Regions from separate parts of the Homo sapiens genome. Here region 1 is linked to region 2. Evidence: chromatin loops called from intact Hi-C (ENCODE). Cell type or tissue: heart right ventricle. All regions are shown on one strand. Links, peaks and the distances in the headings refer to the core of each region. The heading gives the core; the rest is flanking DNA. Region 1 overlaps RABGAP1L (RAB GTPase activating protein 1 like). Region 2 overlaps RABGAP1L (RAB GTPase activating protein 1 like).

Evidence for each region. A loop is a pair of places that touch in the nucleus more often than their neighbours do. Peaks named below come from ENCODE experiments on the same cell type or tissue, not always from the same donor. Only the 100,000 strongest peaks of a DNase experiment are listed, where the experiment ranks them.
Region 1: a loop joins it to region 2, with 2.1 times the contacts of the local background. A loop is called at or near these places in 2 of 110 quality-filtered maps.

What each region holds. Positions count from the first base shown.
Region 1 is chr1:174,459,791-174,472,277 of GRCh38, forward strand. All of the region lies in intron 13 of RABGAP1L (RAB GTPase activating protein 1 like), which reads left to right. Among named protein-coding and RNA genes, the nearest start is that of GPR52, 18 kb to the left of the region's middle. In heart right ventricle, for the core only: no CTCF peak of the experiment used is centred there; no DNase peak of the experiment used is centred there.
Region 2 is chr1:174,512,201-174,524,687 of GRCh38, forward strand. All of the region lies in intron 13 of RABGAP1L (RAB GTPase activating protein 1 like), which reads left to right. Among named protein-coding and RNA genes, the nearest start is that of GPR52, 70 kb to the left of the region's middle. In heart right ventricle, for the core only: no CTCF peak of the experiment used is centred there; a DNase peak (open chromatin) is centred at 7,831; H3K27ac peaks cover 1,713 bases.

The DNA.
Region 1 (12,487 bases), core at 1,724-9,723, 54 kb before region 2:
TTTAAAGTCACTGAGATAGTAGAGCCATCATTAGAACCCATATAGTCAGAGTGAATACCTTAATAATGTTTATTGTATGTTTTCCCAAACAAATGAATAGAAAAATTTTATGTAAAATTGTGTATTAAAAGATTGTAAATGGTCAGGTTTCCATTAGTTTGATTTTGAGAGAAAGATTTCAGAGAATCATTAGGTCCTTCTGCCTTTTTCAGACCAGTCAACGGACTGAAGGGTCTTAAGAAAAGACCTCAGGGATTTCTTATAGAGATAATTTGAGTGACAAGGTATATTGTTTCCACGTTTTTATATACCCACCAGCTTGCCCTTCCATAATTGGCACCTTTTAATTTCTGACAATGTTGTAAAAGGATGAGTTATAGCAAATCATTATTAACTTATCTCAAATGTTTCTAATTCTCATCCCTTTCACATAATTAACTTCCTTTTTTTCCTCCTCATTCATTTAGTTATTTTTATTTTTAATTGTCAAAGAAATAGTTGCTCATAAAGGAAATTTAGGAAATGTTTAAAATGATAAAAAAGAGACTAAATTACGCATAGTTCTCTACCCAAATATAATTAGGTGTGATGATAATGACTGTTGATTTTGGTTTTCTTTTCTTCCATTTCCCCCCTATGGATTAGGGCTTTTTCTAAAGGATTTTTAAATATGGGTATTTATAACTTAAACATTTTTCCATATTATTGCATATTGTTTATGAACATTTTTATAAATAAGGCTTTTCCACATTTAGTATTATTTTCTTACAATTTTTAAGGAAGAAATACTGAAGCAAACAGTGTGAAGGTATTTTAAGATTATTTATGTATATTGCCAAATTGGTTTCCCAAAGGAGTGATCCAGTTTATCTTCACACTAATAATGTATCAAACTATGATGATTCATTGCAAACTTGCTAGCATCAATTCTACATTAATAAATAAATTAAAGGAATTTGATTTTTTACTTATTTCTTCCTAGCCCCTATAGGGAATTTGTTTAGTTCTTTGCAATTTTTTTTCTTCCCTACACTAAAACAGATAGATAGATAGGTAGGTAGGTGGGTAGGTAGGCAGATGGATGGATGGATGGATGGATGAATTAGGATGGATCTGCTGAGCCTCATTTAAACCAAATTGTCTCAAATTCTTTATTTCAGAAGTCTTTAAGCTCAGATAATCTTCTCACTATTGTTATCTCACAATTTACTCTGTGCTACTGCTGCTTTGTTGTTTAAGAACACTGAATTCTGTCAGTGCTGTTCTCCCATTATTACTGCTATCTTCAGCATTGTCTGTTTCATTGTATCTTGTGTGTGCCACACAGCCACCTAGATATTGCGTTTGAGAAAGGTTTCGAAATTTTTTTCTATTGTATTCTTCTGCCTTTGTTGCAGTGATAATCTCTACTGGCCTTTCAAGGTAGGGGAGGATATGTTCCTAAGCAGAAAATTTTGAGGCCTGTGTCCTTGAAGAGTTTGTGAACATCAAGATTTCAGTAGTTAAGCACTGACCCCAGGCCTGGTATTGATACTTAGGATTTCCCTAACCTGCAGAACCATGGGAATAGTATCCATAGTGGTAGAGCTGTGGTAAGCAAATCAGCTTTTACGTTAGAAAAGTCACACCTGGTGTGATTGTCTAACAAGCAAGCATGCTTGCAGGTCTGTACTGTTTCTCTTCTTTATGTCTTTTACATCTCTCTGGTTCCTCAGAGTGCTTTGTATATAGTGGCTACTCAATTATTTGTTGAGCCAAGTACAGAGTGCTCTCTGTATAGTAAGTCATCTATTTCTTGAGCCGAATTGAATTTAATTGTCAGAGTTAACAGTAGTTCTTGGGTCTCTTCCAGTAGTTCTTTCACCTCCAGCTCACTTGAGGGTATGGTTGGACTGAAGATTACTTCAAGATTATTTTCCCCAGTGCCTTGCTGTTACCAACTGGGGAAGCTGTGGAAAAGAATATTTTAGGAGAGTTGAACGATGATTTAATATACCTATCATTTAATATAGCTTCCCACTTTAATTGAATTTTTCCTTCCAAAATTGACATTCAGTGGACTTATAGGCTCTTTTTGAATATGCGTCTTAAAGGGGGGTGAATACACTTTGGGGTAGCTCAGGTTTTTTCCATAATGTTTATTTATATTCAGCTGAAATGAATATATTTTTGGCTTATTCCCATTGTGATTATATAGGAAGAATGAGAATTTTTGTTTTACCCAAGAACCTTCTGTATACCTTAGTAAAAGCATTGTTTCTGTCCAGGCTTCTCTTGGTCTTGAACCATTCTTGTAAAATATGGTTTTGAAGCTCATCACCAACTTTTCCCTGACTATGCTCTAATAATACTTCTTTTAATGGTGCTCAGGGCTGAATAAAATGTTACGTGTGTGATATGACTAGTAACAGATGAGAGCGAGACTATCATTTTCCCTTGGTTTATAAACTATTCTGCTATTTATTCAGGCCAGAAATAAATTACATATTTTGGTAGTTATAGTTTATCCTTTAATATATCAAGTTTGTTTTCAATAAATCTATACATCTGTTTTACACCTGCTTAATTTATATTCCTTCTCCATATATGTACAATGGTTTTTTTAAACAAATTTTACATTGTTATCTCCCTTCAACTTCATCTTGTTAGAGTTGGCTCAGTTTTTCCAGCATTTCTGAAACCTTTGTTCCATTTCTAATACAGTCATTAAACTTTTGACTTCTGCAAATGTGATATACATTTTTTTTCAACTTTTATTGTAGGTTCAGGGGCTATATGTGCAAGTTTATTACTTGGGGAAATTTCAAGACACTGAGCTTTGGGGTAGGAATGATCTCATCACCGAGGTAGTGAGCATAGTACCCAATAGGTAGTTTTTCAACCCTCATCCCCTTCCCTCCTTCCTCTAGTGGTCCCCAGTGTCTGTTGTTCCAATCTTTATATTCACATGTACCAATGTTTAGCTCTCTCTTATAAGTGAAAACATGTGATGTTTGGTTTTCTGCTCCTGAGTTAATTTGCTTAGGATAATGGCCTCTACCTACATCTGAGAACAGGAACAGATGCTTCTCAAAAATTCTCAAAAGAAGACATTTGTGCAGCCAAAAAACACATGAAAAAATACTCACCATCACTGGCCATCAGAGAAATGCAAATCAAAACCACAATGAGATACCATCTCACACCAGTTAGAATGGCAATCATTAAAAAGTCAGGAAACAATAGGTGCTGGAGAGGATATGGAGAAACAGGAACACTTTTACACTGTTGGTGGGACTGTAAACTAGTTCAACCATTGTGGAAGTCAGTGTGGCGATTCCTCAGGGATCTAGAACTAGAAATACCATTTGACCCAGCCATCCCATTACTGGGTATATACCCAAAGGACTATAAATCATGCTGCTATAAAGACACGTGCACACGTATGTTTATTGCGGCACTATTCACAATAGCAAAGACTTGGAACTAACCCAAATGTCCAACAATGATAGACTGGATTAAGAAAATGTGGCACATATACACCATGGAATACTATGCAGCCATAAAAAATGATGAGTTCATGTCCTTTATAGGGACATGGATGAAATTGGAAATCATCATTCTCAGTAAACTATCGCAAAAACAAAAAACCAAACACCGCATGTTCTCACTCATAGGTGGGAATCGAACAATGAGATCACATGGACACAGGAAGGGGAACATCACACTCTGGGGACTGTTGTGGGGTGGGGGAGGGGGAAGGGATAGCATTAGGAGATATACCTAATGCTAAATGACGAGTTAATGGGTGCAGCACACCAACATGGCACATGTATACATATGTAACTAACCTGTACATTGTGCACATGTACCCTAAAACTTAAAGTATAATAATAATAAAATAAAAAAGAAGACATATGTGTGGCCAACAAAGATATGAAAAAAATAACTCAACATCACTTAGCATTAGAGAAGTGCAAATCAAAACCACAATGAGATACCATCTCACACCAGTCAGAGTGGCTATTACTAAAAAGTAAAAAAAATAATAATAATAACAGATGTTGGTGAGGTTGCAGAGAAAAGGGAACACTTATATACTGTAAGTGCTTATTTTATAACATCTAATTTGATATAATCCAGATATTTGGATTTTTCAGATGAGAATAATTTATTTTCTAAGCTTATACTACATATTGGATTACAAATTTTTTAAAGGCTTTCTGTTTACCCATTTAGGAACCAAAGTATAATTTAATATATGATTATTTGATAGCATTTACTATGAGAAATGTTACCATTTGTGTTCCATAACTACACTTAAAATATGGAAATATTTTAATACAGATACCTTTAGCATTTGGGACATATCTTGCAGAGAGATTTTCAAGAATGCCTTTTAGTGGAGATTTGTGAAATGAAAGATAGTAAACCTTTGGGGTTTATTGCAGTTCTGCCCAAGGACAAATGAATGAATGGATGACTTTTCAAAGTAATCCTTACAAAGTTATAATTTGTGATGCTTTCCCCATCCTTAATTAATTGTTCTCTTTAACTACTTTCACAGAAAGCCCATCTACTCTCAGGAATTAAACTATCATCCTTTTGCCAAGTATTCCAAAATAGAACTCTTCAAATCTGGCCTTGTACCTTTTCTCCAGGAGCATATACTATGCTGCCTTCAATGAGCCTTCTTATTCTGGGGTTTTCATAAAAATTGAAACCTGAACAATTTCAAAGGAAAATCATTATTACCATTTCTTATTCCTTACACTGCTCATCTCTTTTTTTGTTGTTGTTTTGTTAATGTCATTAGTACCACTGCCTTCTTATATTTCCACTTTATAGCCCTGTCTGTTTAATAAATGTTAATTGAAAAAAAGACTACCTGGATTTTTTTTCTTCTACCTTAATCACTCTTTCATTTAGAATCCAGTTTATACACTTCATTCTTCACTGTCTTTTAAGATTCTTTCTCTGGGTAACCAGATCACTTTTTTTTTTGCTTCTTCCATAGAAAGATTACCTTCTTTTTTTGAATCTTTATGTATAGTTTTATTATATTCTCTATGTGCTTTGAATGATAGGAACTTTAGGTTAACTGATAACTTATGGATACAGCCTCCTACCATGGCTAAAATTCCTTTCATAACTAGCAAGGTAGTCTCTTCAATTATTATAAAGTTCTGTGACTTAGAAAATACTTCCTAATTAATGAGCCCCAAAATCTTCCTATTGATCCTATTGACATAGGATCAAATGTCCACCATTTGATCCCATGTCATATCTCTGTGGAAACACAGAAATAAGTCTCCCTTTATGATGTAGCTTTTCTGGCACATGAAAACTACTGTTATATCTGCCTTCTCTTCTCAGATTAAACATCTTTATTTCTTTAACACATTGCTAATTCATTCATTCAGCGAATATTTATTGAGCATTTTTTTTGAGGCGGAGTCTCGCTCTGTCACCCAGGCTGGAGTGCAATGGTGTGATCTCAGCTCACTGTGACCTCCGCCTCCCGGGTTTGAGCAATTCTCCTGCCTCAGCCTCCAGAGTAGCTGGGACTACTGGTGTGTGCCACCATGCCCGGCTAATTTTTGTACTTTTAGTAGGCTCTGGGTTTCACCACATTGGCCAGGCTGGTTTCGAACTGCTGACCTCAGGCGATCCACCCACTTCGGCCTCCCAAAGTGCTGGGATTACAGGCATGAGCCACCATGCCCGGCCTATTGAGCGTCTTTTGTGTGCAAGTCATTGTTTAGGTATTTGGAATCTGGTGAACAGGAATGATAAACTCTTTTCTCATAGAGCTTACATCCAAATAGAGATAAAAAGTATTCTATATTAAGATGCCAGCAAGTAAAAAAAAATAAGATAATTTCAGATTATGATTAATGCCATGAAAAGAATAGAACAGGACATCAGGATGGAGAAGTGATAGAGATGGGAGGCAGCTTCTCCATGAACTTTGGTTTACAAATATCTCATCATTTTGGTTGCCTTCCACCACAACAACATGCATGGACTTGGCACTTTTAACATATGATCTTATGGTGAAAGACTTCTGATCTGCTAATGTCCTCTGTGTACATAGGGAAGTATGGAGCTTCTTAGTTATGTGGGAGATGAAGCTGTCTGAACTACATCAGTGAGGGAACTATTAAAGAAGGAGACACAAAAATTTAGACCTTTTGCAGTTATCGTTAGCCGCAGTATTCTCTTGCTCAGTGTGCTCTTCTTACAGTGGGATGAGTAGTTGCCATATTTGGACAATGTGCTTCCCTTAGTGCAGCTCCACATGTAATCAGCTGTTCCAACAACAGGTCACCTTAGCTTTGTAGTGAACTTATTTAGGTCTAGATCTCACCTGTTTGGAACTTGGAAAATCAGTTTATTGAACATAGTTGCAGGGCTTTGCAGTTATTCCTTACTTACTCAGCACTTCCTTCTACTTTAATGTGATCTTTTTCTAATGTTTTTAATAGATTTAGAAAGCTTATGTTCCTTGTTGTCTTTAAAGTTAGCAAAAATGATGTATACAGAAGAGTACCTAGGCAAAACTTAGTAAAAAGCTTTCTTCTAAATTGATTTTTCTTTATTTAATTAGCACATTTTGAGTAAGGCCATAGGTCTACCTCAAACTGTACCTGAACCTGTTAATATCTAGTTCCCATTTTTTCCCCTTTTGTTTCAAATATTTTATAAAATGTTTGCTAAAGACAGTGAAGCATAGGCTGGGCATGGTGGCTCACGCCTGTAATCCCAGCACTTTGGGAGGCTGAGGCGGGTGGATCACTTGAGGTCAGGAGTTTGAGACCAGCCTGGGCAACATGGTGAAACCCTGTCTCTACTAAAAATACAAAAACTAGCCAGGCGTGGTGGCACACCCTTGTAATCCCAGCTACTCAGGAGGCTGAGGTAGGAGAATTGCTTTAATCTGGAAGGCGGAGGCTACAATGAGCCAAGATCACGCCACTGCACTCTAGTCTGGGCGAGAGAGCGAGACTTTATCCCCGCCCCCGAAAAAAGAGAGAGTGAAGCATAATGGTTTAGCCTGCCCTCTAGAGTCAAACTGAAATTTTTTATTCATCACTTGTTACCTGTGTAATACTGGGCATGTTACCTAACCCCTCTGACCGTTGGTTTCCTAATAATTGTATTGGCTTTATAGGGATATGTGAAATAATGATATATAAATCATCCCTCACAATGTCTGGCATATAGAAAAGTCCAATAAATGTTAGCAGTAGCAGCTGTAGTCATTGTTGTTCCTGGCCCACAGAAATTAAATATAGTCTATTTTGGGCTTTCCAGATCTAAAAACCCTTTAAATGCATGTGCACACACACAAATATATACACAGCTAGTTTTCTGCCATTTATTCTTAGGGATGGACACAGTAAAAACATCTTTATTTTTTACATCTTATATGCCATCTGTCTAGAATTTTACTAGATGAAGCATCAATGTTACCATCTCTGAAATCCATATGTTCTTATTGAAAGCTTAAAATTTGTCTTCTCTGTAGTCATTTATCATCTTTTCAGGGGTCTACAGTTTCTCAAAGATTAATAATACTACCAGATCTTCTAGTAGCTACTTTGATATTTCTTTGTTTGAGCCTAGTTAAAAAAAAAAAAGACATGGGTATGAGAGGCTGAAAATAAAGTTGAGAATTGCCTGGGTATTTCACTTAGCCATGATTCTCAGGTCTTTGTTAGACAAAGAGTAAAATTATCTATACCAGGGAAGAGAAATAACGTTTCTACTAAATAAATGTAAAAGTAACCACTAATAAATACTAAATAACAGAGCTACTGTATGACAAGTACTGTAAATATATATTCATGTTATATAATATGTTTAATCCTTTTAGCAACTCCTTTTCATAGGTGAGAAAATTGAGCATCAGTATTTAAGTATCTTGGTTATCACACTTCTACTAAGTGGCGGAATCTATAGAATTTGAATCCAGCTTTGTCTGACACCAAAACCATATCCTTTCTACCTAATATATGCTACCTCCCCTACTATTTGGCAGTTAACGTTATACTGACATGTATATTAAACTGAAACTATATAAAGAGAAGCTAATAAAGGCTTTTTTGCTATAGAAGATATTTCTAGAGTCAGAGAATTGATGAGGATCCATGAGTAAACTTGGCAAATTTCCCTCAATAGGAAAACGTTAGCATTTTAGAAATATTATAAAATCGTGAAATCTTAGGGTTGAAAGAAACCTTCTTGATTATAAGTTTTGTTTTCTGGTCACATAGCAATTATATATGGGATTATATTATAAAGAATTAATTTTATTATTGCTGTATCTGTAATATTTTGAGACTTAAGATAAATTATTGCTTTTGTTTACTTATTTATTTACCTTATTTACTTCTTTATACCACTGTATTTTAACAGTTTCTTTTATATTGTATAGTCTAATGGTTACACAAACATTTGTGTGTAACCATTAGGATAAACAAATAGAGATTTCAGAATTCTTCCACATGTAAGTGATGCCCTAGTACTCTAATTTATAATAGAGGGATTGTTATGGCTTATACTGAAATACTAGAAGAGAGTTTTGCTTGCAAGACGTGTATACACATAGGCTGATTTCATATTAAGTAATTCTGCTTTATTATAATAATTCATCCTGATCATTGTTCAATAATGGATTCACATTCTACCTTGGTTTTGTGATTGTGCTGGTGTTGTAGTATAAATTATAGTTATTATGCACTTCAAATTTAAATGTTATTGATAAGTAAAATTAAACACTTTCCATATGACAGCGTGGGCAGATATTTTTGTGTAGTATGAAACAGTGAATTTCAAATAGTAGTTAATTTCTTAAACTAATATTGAGCATTATATCCCTAAAGATAAAAAAGTTTAAACCCAGAGAAGAAATCATAGACACTACATCTATATCTACCTCTTTCTCTCTCTCTCTCTCTGTAAAATCATTCCAGTTTCTTCTGCTTAGAACAGTAAGTTCCATGGGGCAGGGACTTTGTCACTTTCCCCACTGTGTTTCTACCACCTAGTGCAGGATGCCATACGTGGTAGATGTTCAGTAAATATTTGGGGGCAGACTGTGTTGGCTTTGCAGATAAGTGTTATACTAAAAATGAGGGGAATATTTTTGCTTTTGAGTAGATTACACTGCTAATCATTTCAGAGTTTTGCTTGAATATTTCTGGGGGTTTATGTTTTTCCTGCTCTGAATTTCTAGATGCCATTAGCAAAATGTTTTATACAAAAGTTAAGAACAGAACGTTTATATTTGTGTTAAGTATATGCTTATGTGTATTTATGTTCATGTCTTTTTATCTATTAATAGAAAAGTGCAGCTGTTACTGTATTTTGTCTTATCAATTGCTAAGGGTTAGGTAAGTGTTGCTTTGATTTGTAGTCCCAGGTAATAAGTTTAAATCTTTGTGCTTATATATAATTGTATATGAATATATTGCTGACAAGGGAAATTATTTTGGTTATCAAATATCAGAAAGTTTCATATTATTGTCTGTATCTTTCTGATAACAAGGCCACTACTTTCTAGTAAATCAGGTATTTTCTCTGATGTTAATTAATCCTTTAAGCCACTAATCCAACATTTCTCAGAAGTATAAACGTGGACAGTTTACATCAGATTCACTGGTAATGCTTATTAAAATTACAGATTTTCAGCAACTACCTTAGTCCTCCTAAATCAGAATATCTACAATGTGAGTCTCTGAATTTGTGACAAGCTCTGCAGATGATTTCTCTGCAATCAGAAGTTTGAGAATCATAGTATGAAACTTTCCTGGAAGTGTCTTTGCCCTTAGGAGGGGTTCCATCCTGGAAGCTCTACAGAAAAAAATCCCTCACTATAAGCTCTCTGCCCATTTAAGTTCCAGAGTAGTCAGTCTTAAGACACTGATTGTGTCAGTTTGAATTACAACCAAAGGTGCATTATTTCCAAAAGCTGTTGGACTGGAACAAAACAAGAACATCAAAATTGCTCACTAGACCAATATTGAAAGCAGACAAAATGGCACTCAGTTCCAGTTCCTGACAACATCCCAGGAAATGTCTCAGCTGCCTTCACTGGGGATTGTCACTGCCAAAAATGCTTTACCCTTTAAAGCCTCGTGGGGAACTAGGCACTGTAGAGCTGAGCTGACTGGAGGAAAAAAAAAAAGTTCTACTTTTTTCAGGTCTACAAGAGCAGAGCTTTCTCTGGTACTATGAGAATTTCAGCCTAAAAATTCCTTGTATATGAGATCTTGACCATATGATCAAATCCTCTCTACAGCCATGACCCATCTTGAATTATTTTACCACTTGCACAGGGCTACTACTGCATTTTGCAGGGTTCCAAATGCATCTCCCCATCTCGCAGAATAGATATCATTCCATGTATTGATCCATCTTTTTCTCACTTCTCTATCATTAGCTATAAACTGATTTTGAATTTCAGGGTTTAAATCAGGAACTCTTACTTTCTAGCCCCTCAAAAGCCAGTTTAGAAAAAATGTAATTTTACATATGTACATTCTATGTAAATTTGTTTGTATCAGAGAAGTGGTAATGCTACCTTTTGTATACAAAGGTGATGATACTGAATTAAATTTCCAGAAGTAATGATGAGTTTTTATTCATGCATCCATGTTGTAATCTCTGGCCTTCCTTGAATTCAGGGGCATTCTAAAATGCAGTGTTTTGGCCTGGCATAGTGGCTCAGGCCTGTAATCCTAGCACTTTGGAAAGCTGAGACAGGTGGATCACCTGAGGTCAGGAGTTCGAGACCAGCCTGGCCAACATGGTGAAACCCCGTCTCTACTAAAAGTACAAAAATTAGCTGGATGTAGTGGTGGATGCCTGTAGTCCCAGCTACTTGGGAGGCTGAGGCAGGAGAATAGCTTGAACCTGGGAGATGGAGGTTACAGTGAGCCAAGATGGCGGCATTGCACTCCAGCCTGGGTGGACAGAGCAAGACTTTGTCTGACTGGAAAAAAAAAATCAAAATAAAAACTAAAATACAGTGTTTAGTTAGAGAACAGACCATACCAATTAATTTTTACATAAATTAAATCCATGACTTGCCTGGCATTTTGCCCTAGCCAAATTAACTAGCCTCAGAAGTTGGATTTTGCCTCTGTGTTTGTTTCATTTTCTCAGTCAAGAATTAAGAGTACTGACATTACATATTAAGCTTTTTTGTATCCCCTGGGGTAACTAACTAGCATGGTGGCTTATACATAGCAGGTATTTAGGAAAAAAAAACACACTTTGATTTACTGATATTGATTATGTTTCAATACAAGGGCAGTTCAGCTACTTTGCATGGACTTCTTTGGGAAGGATTTACTATGATTTCTATTTCTATATTCGTGTATGTTTTTGTGTTTGAGTTCAGTCATACTTATTACTTACCCATCTTCTTATTGAACCTCCCTTTTGATCGAATGTGATTATTGCATTGGTGGTATATTAGTTGTTTTGAAGAATTAATATTTCTTTCTAATTCAAGCCTATGATGTGACTCAGGCTGGTGATACAATGATGGTATTAAGACAATGTTCATCCCCTTCAACAGGGAAAGTAAAACTGTTCAACTTGCTTTTGAATACCCAGTATACCTGTTAGTAATTTATTTAGGAAGGTAATAGTCTCTTCATATATTAGAAATTTTGCCACATTAAGCAAAATCTTAGAAAAGTCAGTATTTATCAGAATTTAATATTAGGAAATCTTTTTCAAAGGAATTGAACATATCCAAATCGGAGCTAAATACTGTCACAAATAGCTCTAATTTTTTCACCTTCAAGCAAACCACATTCAGGTGTTAGCTATTGGCTCTGAAGTAGTTGTTCTATATACTATAGGTGTTGGAGGCCCCTCCTTGGTGGATTTTGAAACAGTAGAAACTCATAATGATTGCATTCTCTTAGGAATCTTACTTAATCTGGCTGCAGCGTGCAGAATTTATTTCAGGAGTCAGACCAGATAGGAGACTGTTATGGACTGAATGCATGTGTGTCCCCCTCTCCTGGCGTTCATATATTGAACCCATAATCCCCAATATGACTATATTTGAAAACAGGGTCTGTGAGGAGGTGATAAAGGTTAGATGGGGTCATAAGTGTGGGGCCCTAATTGGATAGGGCTGATTCCATTATACGAAGAGGAAGAGACATCAGAGCTCTCTCTACAATGTGAAGACACAATGGAGAAGTGTGTAATGCATGCTGTGTATAAGCCACCATGCTAGAGAAAGTGGCCGTCTGCAAGCCAGGAAGAGTCCTCACCAGGAATGGAATCAGCCAGCACCTTGATCTTGGACTTTCCAGCTTCTAAAACTGTGAGAAGTAAATTTCTGTTGTTTAAGACACCCAGCTGTATGTTTTTCTTGCAGCCAGGGCAGACTGAGACTGAGACAGAGACAGAGAACACTGTCATAATCTAAGCTTGAGGTGGTAAGGAGTGTGGCATCAGGAAAGACAGCAATGAGACA
Region 2 (12,487 bases), core at 2,897-10,896:
GGTACTTATGAGAAGATAACACTTACCATCTGGGACACAACATTTCTACCCTAGTATTCTATTCATGGTGATAGCTAATAACTGACACTATTCTCAGGGACAGTAGCAGTGGTAGTATTGCCACTATTATAGCCCCTACTCTAGTCACTGCCTTCCAGCAAACATGTTCTTGTTATATATTTTCCAATTAACACTTACATAATGTCTGAAATGTATGGTGGTAGGTGTTTTAGCCTGTTTTACTTCAAAATAGGAACGTAAGGAAGATAAACATATACATAAGAAGTGAGTGTTTAAGCCCATACTAAAATTTACATGTTATACTTTAGCACAACACCTTCTTCGAAGTAAAGGGGACAACTGAAATGTATCATCTTGCCATGTATAAAAAGGCATGTTTCAAAGCATAATGACCACACTGTAAGCCTTCACTCTTTCTCTAATCTTCTTTAAATTTGCACATGGGTAACAGGTCAGACATTCAGAATAGTGTAGCCAGGTAAATCAGAATTTTCATTATCTGGATTTGTATGCCTCACTGGGTGCACTGGGGGAGGCCTCTATGACAAGCATGTTAAATGTGTACTTTTCTGGAGCCCAAAATGCTGAAGACATTGCTTTAGCCTAGGTAATTCTTCTCAGAGAAGAATAATTATTTACACATGTACACATACAAAATTATATATGCTGTTCAATATATGTTTTAAATAAAGAGATATACATACAAATTTTCTAGCTCTTGCTTACATTTTTCATCTATAGTGCTGTAATGCAATGAAATTAAGCCTCTCTGGTAACTGCAGTTCTCCCTGAGAATAAGTTTCTGTTATAGTACCATTATGCTAGAGGGTCCCACATATGCCTGAAGGAAATACTTTATGACAGTTGTTAATATTATAGCCAAATGATGCTTTTATTCCAATTTAATCATTCATAAAAGGCACAAATAGCACCTAGTAAGTACTTTCGTTTATATTTTCCCGTGCTTTTAAAATGTTGATTCTATAGCATCACTCAATATTAATATAATTTTAAGTATTATTTACTTGTATTTGGTTTGAAATATAATGTCTGCCACTTAATGGATTATTTACTACCTGAAAAAATAAACTTTGAGGCCAGATGCAGTAGCTCACGCCTGTAATTTTAGCACTTTGGGAGAATAAAATTGCTGAGGCAGGAGGAACGCTTGAGGCTAGGAGATTGAGACCAGCTGGGGCAACATAGTGACACCCTGTCTCTACAAAAATTAAAATAAAAAAAAATAGCCAGGCTTGGTGATACATGCCTGTAGTCCAGTTACTCCAGAGGCTGAGGTAGAAAGATCACTTGAGCCCAAGAGGTTGAGGCTGCAGTGAGCCATGATCACACCACTGCACTACAGCCTAGGCAACAGAGCAAGACATTATACCCCCAAAAATAAATAAATAAAATTTGAGCCTAGTAGTTGTTGTCATTTGCCACTTTTCTAGACTAAATCATTATTATAAGCTATACCATATTACTGACATGTTTTGATTAATGTAACAAATGCTTTTCCAGCTTAACATTTTTCACAGCTTATTTTGATATGGAATTTCTCTTAATGTTATAGTAACATCTAAAAATAGTTTTATTTAGATAAATTTCTTTAAAATGTATAGTACAAATAACATCTTTGTTAGATCTGTAACTAAGAGGCAATAAATTTGAAGCACACTCCATATGAGAAATTGTAAAGCCAAACTAACAAAATCGTGATTACTTTGGGATGACACAGTGTCATGAAAGTCAAGAGGAGAGTATCATGAAGACTGAAAAGTGATAGCACTGAATGCTGCTGTTCTTTTAAAGATGAAGGTTCAGCTATCAGAGCAGGAACCTAAGGGCAAAATCTGAAATTAATAAATCAAGAAATAGCAATATAAGCATATGGCTATTTAGGAATAATTATTACTATTAGATAAGAAGTTGCTTCTGGAAAGAGGACTCATGACAACAATGGAATCATGGGCTGTTTTGTGATACTGGATTTTTAAATCATGAAGCATGTGTTATATTTTAAGCCAAAAAAAAAAAAAAAAAAAAAAACTGGGGAGGGATCTTCGTGTTGGTAGGATTCGTTTTCCACCTTTAAAAATTTAGGTAAGGAAAGTGGGATAGAAGCCAGACTTTAAGGAGACAAGAAATGGAAAGGAAGTAGAACAGCAGCCATAGACTAGTTCCTCAAGAAGCTTGACCTGAAAGAGTTATGTATCAGTTAAAGACCATGAGATAGAGGAGGGTAATCTGCTGTAAGTTATAACTTACACAGTTTGCTGATTTTTATCATGAATTAAAAATATGTACTTGTTTAAACGTTGCACTGCCATTTACCATTTGCTAAGTAGATGCATAAGAACATTGAGGCCAAAATTACAGTCCCAGGAGCCTCAGTTTCACTGTGGAGTTTTCCCTCAGCAAATGTTTGCTTTTGCTTGTCCTTTTTTCTTAGCTAACCTTGGTTTCTAGATCAAGATGATTTTCCTTCTTTGTTTTCACACAGCATATTCAATTGCACCACACTCTTTTTAATCACAATTCTTTCTGATGGGTTTTTGATTGGATCCAAATTTGCAGGCTGGGCCCTGAGAATCTAATTCAGTCTGTTGCAGTACTTCTCAATCATTTTAGTCTTAGAACTGCTTTATATGCTTAAAAATTATTGAGGGCCCTGATAATTTTTGTTTTTGTAGGTTTTGTCTTTTGACATTTTCCATATTAGAAGTCAAACCTAAGAAATTTTAAAAATGTTCTTTATTTAAAATAACATTATTCATCCCATTATATATTAATATAACATTTTTCTGAAAAAGTTACTATTTTCCAGTATCAAATAATTGAAGAAGAGTGTATATTTTTTCCAATTAAAAAAATTCTCTTAGCAATTTTCAATGCGTTGTTATTTACTATAGTCATGGTTTTGTACAACAGATCTCTTGAATTTACTCCAACTGAAATTTTGTATCCTATGAAGTAGTTACTATAATTACAGATAATCAGGAAAATTGACAAATATTAAGAACAACTCTCATTCATTCAAAATATCCACCACTTTTGGGAAGTAAAATTATCTGCTCTTGTAATAAAATTAGATAAAATCTTAAAATCAATTAGATAGTACTTGAGCTATTACAGCTTTGAAAATGTGTGTCCCTGTGTTTGTGCATGCACACACACTGAAGTATAATTTATTCAGAAACAGGGCTTGTTCCCACTTGGCAGGAGTGTTGATTTTCTAGCTTATCTGCAGTTTGAGGTAATAAGTCTAACAAGTTTTGGGAGATCTTAAGTATTATACTGTAGTTTGAAGACTGATTTGTTACATTTGCAAATTGGTTGGTTTCCACATACAGACCTTAATACACCTACCTGTGTTAGTTACTTTCTAAATGTTTGTTATTGCTACAACCATACTTACGTGTTTCATTGAATTACAAGTTCCTTAAGAACAGTGATGGTATTTTAAAAATCAGGAGTAGCCCACCATGACTAGGTATATGGTATTGAAGTGCTCTCTGCATATTTACTGACCCATAGTTGGTAGATAAGGGTTACTATAAATAGAAATAGTCCGCCTTATTGCCGATAATGGTGGTAAAGGCATAACTCTGGAAATTATTTTTATTTTTAAAATAAAAATGATAGAATGAGCACTCTATCTTAAGTTGGGTCCTACTATGATATTTGTAACTTAGATCACTTGGAGACATTTCTTAGGTACCGGCTAATTATTTGTTAATCAAAATAGGAGCCAAGCTTCTAATAGAAGTGTGTAAAAAACAGTAATAATGATAGTTCCTGGAAAATCACTTGCAAATATTCAACTGCAAAATAAACTTAAGAACTTTTATTAACAATATAGATTATTATGAAAGTCAAGGGATGAAAACTGAAGCTCTACACACACACACACACACACACACACACACACACACACACACACACGCTTTGAGATAGGGTCTCGCTCTGTCACCCAGACTAGAGTGCAGAGTGGCACAATCACAGCTCACTGCGGCCTCGACCTCCTGGGCTCAAGTGATCCTCCTCCCTCAGCTTCCTGAGTAGCTGGGACTATAGGCATATGCCAAATACATCTATACATGTAATTTCCAGAGTTATCCCTTTACTACAATTCTCACCAAAAAATACAAAAATGCGACTAATTTTTGAATTTTTTGTAGAGATGGGGGTCTTCCTATGTTGTCTAGGCTGGTCTTGAACTCATGGCTTCAAGTGATCCTCTCTCCTTGGCCTCCCAATGTGCTGGTATTACAGGTGTGAGCCACCATGTCTGGCCCTGTCTTTTTCAATATTAATTTGAAGAACATCCTTGAATCAATGACTATTACTTGAATATAAAGGCCAAATTTAGAGTTTATCAAGACTCAATAGATAATTACAGTAGATAATATTTACTGAGTACACACTGTGTGCCAAGCACTGTGATACATACTGTATGCATTTTCACATTTAATCCTCAAAACAAGTGTGTTATAATTAGGGCTTAGCAAGGTTTAATAACTATTCCTAGTTAAGTGGCAGAGCTGAGAGTTGAACCCAAGAATTTGAACGGTGATTTTTAAGAAATTATTGATGTTGGGAGGCTGAGGCAGGAGAATCGCTTGAACCCAGGAGGCAGAGGTTGCAGTGAGTTGAGATCGTGCCACTGTACTCCAGCCTGGGTGACAGAGCGAGACTCTGTCTCAAAAATAAATAAATAAATAAATAAATAAATAAATAAATAAATAAAATAAATTATTGATGCTTTGAAACGTATGTTGTTAATATAGTCCTGTATTCAAGTGTTAGCACACAATTATTTTAAAATGTGGAGCTCATCAATTATTCCAAAGAGAAACTTGTTATAAAGTCCCTAAAATTTCACTAAGGGGAAAAGCTCAGATACAGACGTGAATAATATTTCACTAAGATATAAGATTATTAGCATGAATGAGATATTATGGGGATGCAATGTAACTTAACCATATGTTATTAAAAGTGTTTTTATTACATTGATGAGTTATACATTCATGGGAAGTATTTATTTCATATGTTTTGTAGGGAGAAATTTAAAAGGATTTGGTTAAATCATTTTGAGGACATAATTTGAGAGAAACATACCTTTTGCAATATTTTTATATCCCTGAAAATTTTTTGTTAAAAGACTCCATCTTTAAGAGAGCTAGAGATTCTCTCCTGGAAAGTGACTAGACCAGTGATAAAACATTATAGATCTGGAGTGAACAAATTATATCACTGCAGTTCTAGGGGGGCTATTGATATAATTTCTAGAAAGGGAAGTTTAAAAAATGCCTGTATCCATAGAAGTAGATTCTGTAGAAATACACTGTAGAAGTACCTGTTAAACTTCTCCCTTCCTTATTATGAGGTAAAAAAATCAACTATAGCTATTGAATGTAAATGCTATTTGATTATAGTAGACTCTTCCAGATGTACCCCATTCTACTCAGTACATCTGTTTCTTTCACTAAGCAATGTGTTCCACTCCTGAAGAATGTTTGTCTTTAATGTATCACATTGAAATTCCTTCTTATTATTTTATACCTTTACACAGTTGATATTGTTTTGGTTGTTATTTTGCATTGACATAGTTCTTTATATTTTCAGTGACATCGTTCTTTATATATGCTTGTTAACATTTGGCAGTTAAGCATATTACTAAGTTTCTTTTTAATGTTTTTAAAGCTAGTTAAGAGTTTTAGGAAAAATATTTTCTGGTGTCAATGGATACAGAAGGTTAAATCATTTGTCTTTGTCTTGAAAGACTTAATCAGAATTGATATCATTATATCAGTGGTTTTCAACCATGGTCGTACATTAAAATCGCCTAAGGGAAGTTAAAAGCAAACAAAAATGCGCATTAAAAAATGAAAACCAGAAAACAATGCCAGGACCTGAGATTCTGGTCATCTGAGATTCTGATTTAAGTTGTCTGGGACAAGGTCCAGGCAAGAGTATGTTTAAATTACTGCCCAGGTGTTTCTGATATGTGACCAGGTTTGACAGTCACAGGATTGAACTATCCGTATAAAGCCTCCCTCAGTATCTAGGGGGGATTGGTTTCAGGACGCCCACAGACGCCAACCTCCAGGATGCTCAAGTCTCTTATATTAAATGGTGTAGTATTAACATGTAATCTACACACATCCTCCTGTATACTTTAAATTATCTCCAGATTGCCTATAATACCTAATACATTGTAAATGCTATTTAAATAGCTATTAAGTGTATTTTTGTTTGTATTTTTATTGCTGTATTGTTATTTTTTTCCTGAATATTTTCAATCACTGGTTGATTGAATTTGCAGATGCAGAACCTATGGATTGGAGGGTAGATTATATTCTGTGTTCATCTCCTCTTGGGTGTTAAATATACATTTAGTACAGCCATGTTGTACAGTTCAAGGAGATGCTGTTCACATTGTGTTCTATATGAATGGCACTTCCTTCAGGAATGAATGGTGCCTTCTGGAAGTTGGCTGCTAGTTGTATAAATAAGCTAATGGCTTCAGTAATTGCTGTTAGAGGAATATGCATTATGGCAGTAGCCTTCTTCACTTCCGGCGTACAAATGATTGCCTTGACAGTCACTCTCTATTTAAAACTGGTCAGATGTATATAACAGCAAGACCAGAAAAAGTTTGTATTTTACAGTAGCTGAGGATTTCAAAGTTCCCAACAGGAATGATGGGAGCTGTGTATGAAATTAAAATTTGCTTGAGGTTTCAGAACTAAGAGCATGGGAAATGGTTCAGTATAATTTTTTCATCATTGCTGTTTATGGAAGTATTATGGAAAGCTGATTGCATTAGGCAGGGTTCCCTAGAAAGACAGAACTAATATATATATACACACACACACACACATACACACACACACACGTTATATATAATATATATGTATATACTTTTTGTTTGTATTTTTGTATAAACTCCCATGTGTAAATATATATATATACACACACATACATATATATATACACACACACACACATATATATATATTTATGTATATGAGTTTATTAACTTACATGATCACAAGTTCCCACAACAGGCTGTCTGCAAGCTTGAGGAGCAAGGAGAGTCAGTCCAAGTCTAAAAACAGAAGAACTTGGAGTCCGATGTTTGAGGGCAGGAAGCATCCAGCATGGGAGAAAGATGTAGGCTGGGCGGCTAGGCCAGTCTCACCGTTTTATGTTTTTCTGCCTGCTTTATATTCGCTGGCAGCTGCTTAGATTGTGCCCACCAGATTAAGGGTGGGTCTGCCTTCCCCAGCCCACTGACTCCAATGTTAATCTCCTTTGGCAACACCCTCACAGACACACCCAGGATCAATACTTTGCATCCTTCAATCCAGTCATGTTCACACTCATTATTAACCATAACATTTATCTTTCTAAAATAGAACAGGAAAATATCCATGATTATAAAAAGAGATGCCTCATTAAATGCTATTAGAATAAAGAATACATGGTACATCTATTGAGTCTCTTGCTAACATGACAAACATACATTGCTAACTGTGCGTAGGTTCTTTACATTTTAATTAATTATCAGTGATGTAAAAATCACTGGCCTTTAACAACAGTTTGATTTCAAACCCATTAAAGAGGCTAAGGCAAAAATGTGGCTTTAGTCTCTCAGCCCCATTGTGTATTCTTTACTGTGGTGAATATCAAAACAGCAGTTAATTATAGTAGTACCATTTCTGTTCTTCATTTCATTATCTCTGTCTTGCACTATTATTTTTTGTTGCTGCTGGCTATACAGCATCAGGCCTGGCACCAGCGAAGTATGAACACAATGCCAGCACTGCATTCAGCACAAGAATAGAAAGGCAGATGGCAGATTTTACTATTTATAGTTGTAGCCAATCTGCCTGAGGTGAGCCCTGCCGAAATGGTTCTTATCAAGAATGTTTTCATTTATTAAAGGGATAGGAAATGAAAGCCAAATAAAAAGCCTCAGTCCTCAGGACTCTGAGAGCAAAACTCTTGCTATAGATTGCAAAGCAATTCCAAGTATTGACTAGATATTTATGAACTAGAAAATTATATATTTAACTCTCTAGTCTCAAAGTAAAGACTTCAGGCCAGCAGTGACTTCACAGCAGAACTTGAGGAATTCATTGTTCAGTGAAGTTGTGCTGCCATAGCAACTGATGCAGAGTGAATTTTAATTATTAAGATCAAAATAGGCTTATGATAAAAACTATTTAACAACATCAAATATATAAACTGAATTGTTTTTACTTTCTCACTAATCATTTCTTGACTGCTATAGAAACAGCACAACATAACTCTACTTCACATTTGATTCTTTATATTGTTTTAAAAAATTCATTGTTTGAAACTCCAGTAAATATTTTAGAATATCAATTAGTATGTTGAGATAAACATTGTGTTCAAAATTAAAATGGCGTGTGAATAATCTAGCTTTCTTATCCTCTAGACATCTGATTTAAAAAGTGTTTTAGTCTCGGCTGGGCATGGAGGCTCAGGTCTGTAATCCCAGCACTTTGGGAGGCTGAGGCAGGGAGATCATGAGGTCAGGAGATTGAGACCAGGCTGGCCAACATGGTGAAACCCCGTCTCTACTAAAAATATAAAAATTAGCTGGGCATGGTGGTGCATGCCTATAGTCCCAGCTACTTGGGAGGCTGAGGCAGGAGAATCGCTTGAACCCAGGAGGCGCAGTTTGCCGTGAGCTGAGATTGCACCACTGCACTCCAGCGTGGCGACATAGCGAGACTCTGTTGCAAAAAAACAGTGTTTTAGTTTCAAGAACATATTGTGGTGATAACTAAAACACCGTATTGAAGAACCCAGGTGGTTCATGTAATCTGAAATATAGCAGTGAGTTATGATAGTGGCTAATAAAATTTATATTCCACAGAAAATAAAAACCTTAATTATAGGCTAAAGAAATTAATTTGATTCAATCATAGTAATTAAAGAAAAATATTTTGATTGGATGTATTGGAATGTAGCAGATTATTTAGTAATATTCTAAATTATTGCAAAGCATCTGTTCATTTTAAATCATGGTAAAATCTGTCATGTGAGTTTATTGATTTTATTTAAATGAAATGATTAGTTGATTGGAAATTTTCATTTTTTCAATGGCTTATACTTTGATAGAAGAAGCTTATAGAAAACTAGTTTTGGAAAGGTACAGCTACAATCTAAATTTAGAATCAGATTTTTTGCTTCATGAATTTTATGTTCCTTTTCAAAATATAGCAAAAAAGCAAAAAGGACTTCTGGTTAGATACAAAGATATGCAGATAGCTTAGGTCTTTCCCAATGACCCTCCAAAAGTAAAGAAGTTTTTAAATAAATAAAATTGCAAGGGCAAAGAAAATTAGCGTGGAGATAAGTAATAAAATTTGGAAGCTGGAAGGCAGGTGGATGAGTGCTAACTAATTTAGACCTGAGGAATCTCAATTATAAGTTTGTAGTGGGGAAAACTGACAAAAATCTGATGTATATATCAGCATCTTATACAACTCAGAAATTGGAAACACTAGGGCCTTTTGGAAGTAGGAGTTAAAGTGGTGGCTGGGTGCGGTGGCTCACACATGTAATCCCAGTACTTTGGGAGGTTGAGGCGGGCGGATCAGGAGGTCAGAAGTTCGAGACCAGCCTGACCAACATAGTGAAACCCCATCTCTACTAAAAATACAAAAATTAGCCAGATGTGGTGGTGCGCACCTGTAATCTCAGCTACTCAGGAGGCTGAAGCAGGAGAATCCCTTGAACCCAGGAGGCGGAGGTTGCAGTTAGCTGAGATGGTGCCACTGCACTACAGCTTGGACAACAGAGCGAGACTCTGTCTCAAAAAAAAAAAAAGTAGTAGTTGGTTTTCAAGATCCCATCCTCCTCATACAGCTAGGCCGTCATACAGTAAAGCCTCTCCTACTTGGCAGAAGACTAAAGGCATATATTCTGTAGAGGGTAAAATATAGTTGCCAGGACTGTGGATATTGCAGAACAGCAGAAGGCAGAGGGCAGGTGTATAAGGCCATTCTTGCATTGCTATAAAGAAATACTTGAGTCCAGACACAGTGACTCAAACCTGTAATCCTAACACTTTGGGAAGCCTAGGCAGGTGATCATGTGAGCTCAGGTGTTCGAGACTAGCCTAGGCTATATGGCGAAACCCCATCTCTACAAAAACTTAGCTGGGCATGGTGGCATGTGCCTGTAGTCCCAGATACTCAGGAAAGCTTAGCTGGGAAATTCACTTGAGCCCGGGAGGTTGAGACCTTGTCTAGAAAAGAAAAGAAAAAAGAAGAGGGGGAAGGAGGTGAGGGGAGGGAGACGAGGGAAGGGAAAAAAAAGAAAAAAGAAAAGAGAAGAAAAATACCTGAGGCTGTGTAATTTATAAAGAAAAGAGCTTTAATTGGCTTACAGTTCTGCAGGCTGAACAGGAAGCATGATGCTGGCATCTGCTTAGCTTCTGGGGAAGCCTCAGGAAACCTACAATCATGGCTGAGGTGAAAGGGGAGCAAGCATGTCACATGGCCAGAGCAGGAACAAGAGAGAGAGGTGGGAAATGCCATACATTTTTAAAGGATCAGATCTTATGAGAACTCACTATTGTGAGGATAGCATGAAGAGGATGGTGCTAAATCATTCATGAGAAATCTGCTCCCATGATTCCATCACCTCCCACCTAAGCCTCACCTCCAACACTGAGGATTACTTTTCAACATGAGATTTGGGCCAGGATACACATCCAGACGATATTAGCTGGTGAATAGTAGATTGAATCAGAGATAGTACATGGAATTTTTGCCTGTTGAGTGTTGAGACTTCAGTCTTCTGTTAGCCCTCAGCATATTGGTAATCAAGTATATATAATCAAGGCAAGAGACCAGAAGAGTTTTCTATGCCAAATTTAAGAAGTCCAAGAAAGAAAGACTTACAAATTCCCTGGGAGTTCCCCAGGGATATAGCTCAGTCACATCATCCTTCAATGAACACAACTGTCAACAAGCCCTGTCCGTTCTACTGGCCTTCCACTTAGCTTCCACTTAGCCCTATTCTTAAATATGAGCATACAGCCAAATATCATTAGGCATTGGAAGACAGCATTTGACTTTTTTTTAGAGACCAAAACAAAAAAATAAAAACAACTTGAATAAGACTATGCAGGGAAGAGGGAAAAAAACAAACATAAAAAGAAGCTAAACTAAAATTAATATCTGGGGAGATGATAGAAAATGAAACAAAATGAAGATTTTTAAACATTTCTTTTATTGATTCATAATATGTTATGTATTTATGGGGTACATGTAAGTATTTTTACATGCATAAAATGTGTAATGATCAAGTCAGGATATTTAGGGTATCATCACCTTGACAATTTATCATTTCTATGTTTTGGTAACATTTTAAGTCCCCTCTTCTAGTGGTTTTGAAATATATGATAATACTGTTGTTAACTATAGTCAGTGTAGTCTAATATCTAGTGTTAGAACTTATTTCTTCTATCTAGCTGTAGGTTTGTACCCATTCATTGACCTCTCTTCATTTCCACCTCCCACCATCACGCTCTTCCCTGCCCCTGGTACCTCATTCTATTCTCAATTTGTGTGAGATCAAGTTTTGTAGCTTTCACATATGAGTGAGAACATATGGTATTTATCTTTCTCTACCTGGGTTATTTCACATACCATAATGACCTCCTGTTACAATCACATTGCTGCAATGACAAGATTGACTTCCTTTTATGGCTGAGTAGTCTTCCATTGTATATATGTACAACATTTTCTTTATCCATTCATCTGTCAATGGACAGTTAGGTTGATTCCATATCTTAGCTACTATGAACAGTTCTGTGATAACATGCAAGTACAGGTATCCCTTTGATATACTGACTTCTTTTCCTTTGGACAGATAACCAGTAGTTGGATTGCTGAATCATATGGTAGTTCTATTGTTGTTGTTGTTGTTGTTGTTGTTTTTTTAAGAAATCTCTATACCGTTTTCCATAGTGGTTGTACTGATTTATATTCCTACCAACAGCGTATAAGAGTTTCCTTTTCTCCAGATCTTTGGCAGCATCTGTTATCTTTTGTTTTTTTAATAATAGCCATTCTACCTGGGGTAAGATGAGAACTCTTTCTGGTTTCGATTTGCATTTCCCTAATGATTAGTGATGTTGAACATTTTTTTATATACCTGTTCGTCATTTGTATGTCTTCTGTTGAGAATTGTCTATTTGTGTCATTTGCCCACTTTTTAATGGGATATTTGTTTTTTCATTCTTGAGTTCCTTGGATATTCTGAATATTAATCCCTTGTTGAATGAATAGTTTGCAGATATTTTCTCCTGTTCAACAAGTTGTCTCTTCACTATGTTGATTATTTCCTTTGCTGTGCAGAAGCTTATTAGTTTAATATAGTCCCCTTGTTTATTTTTGTTTTAGTTTTTTGTGCT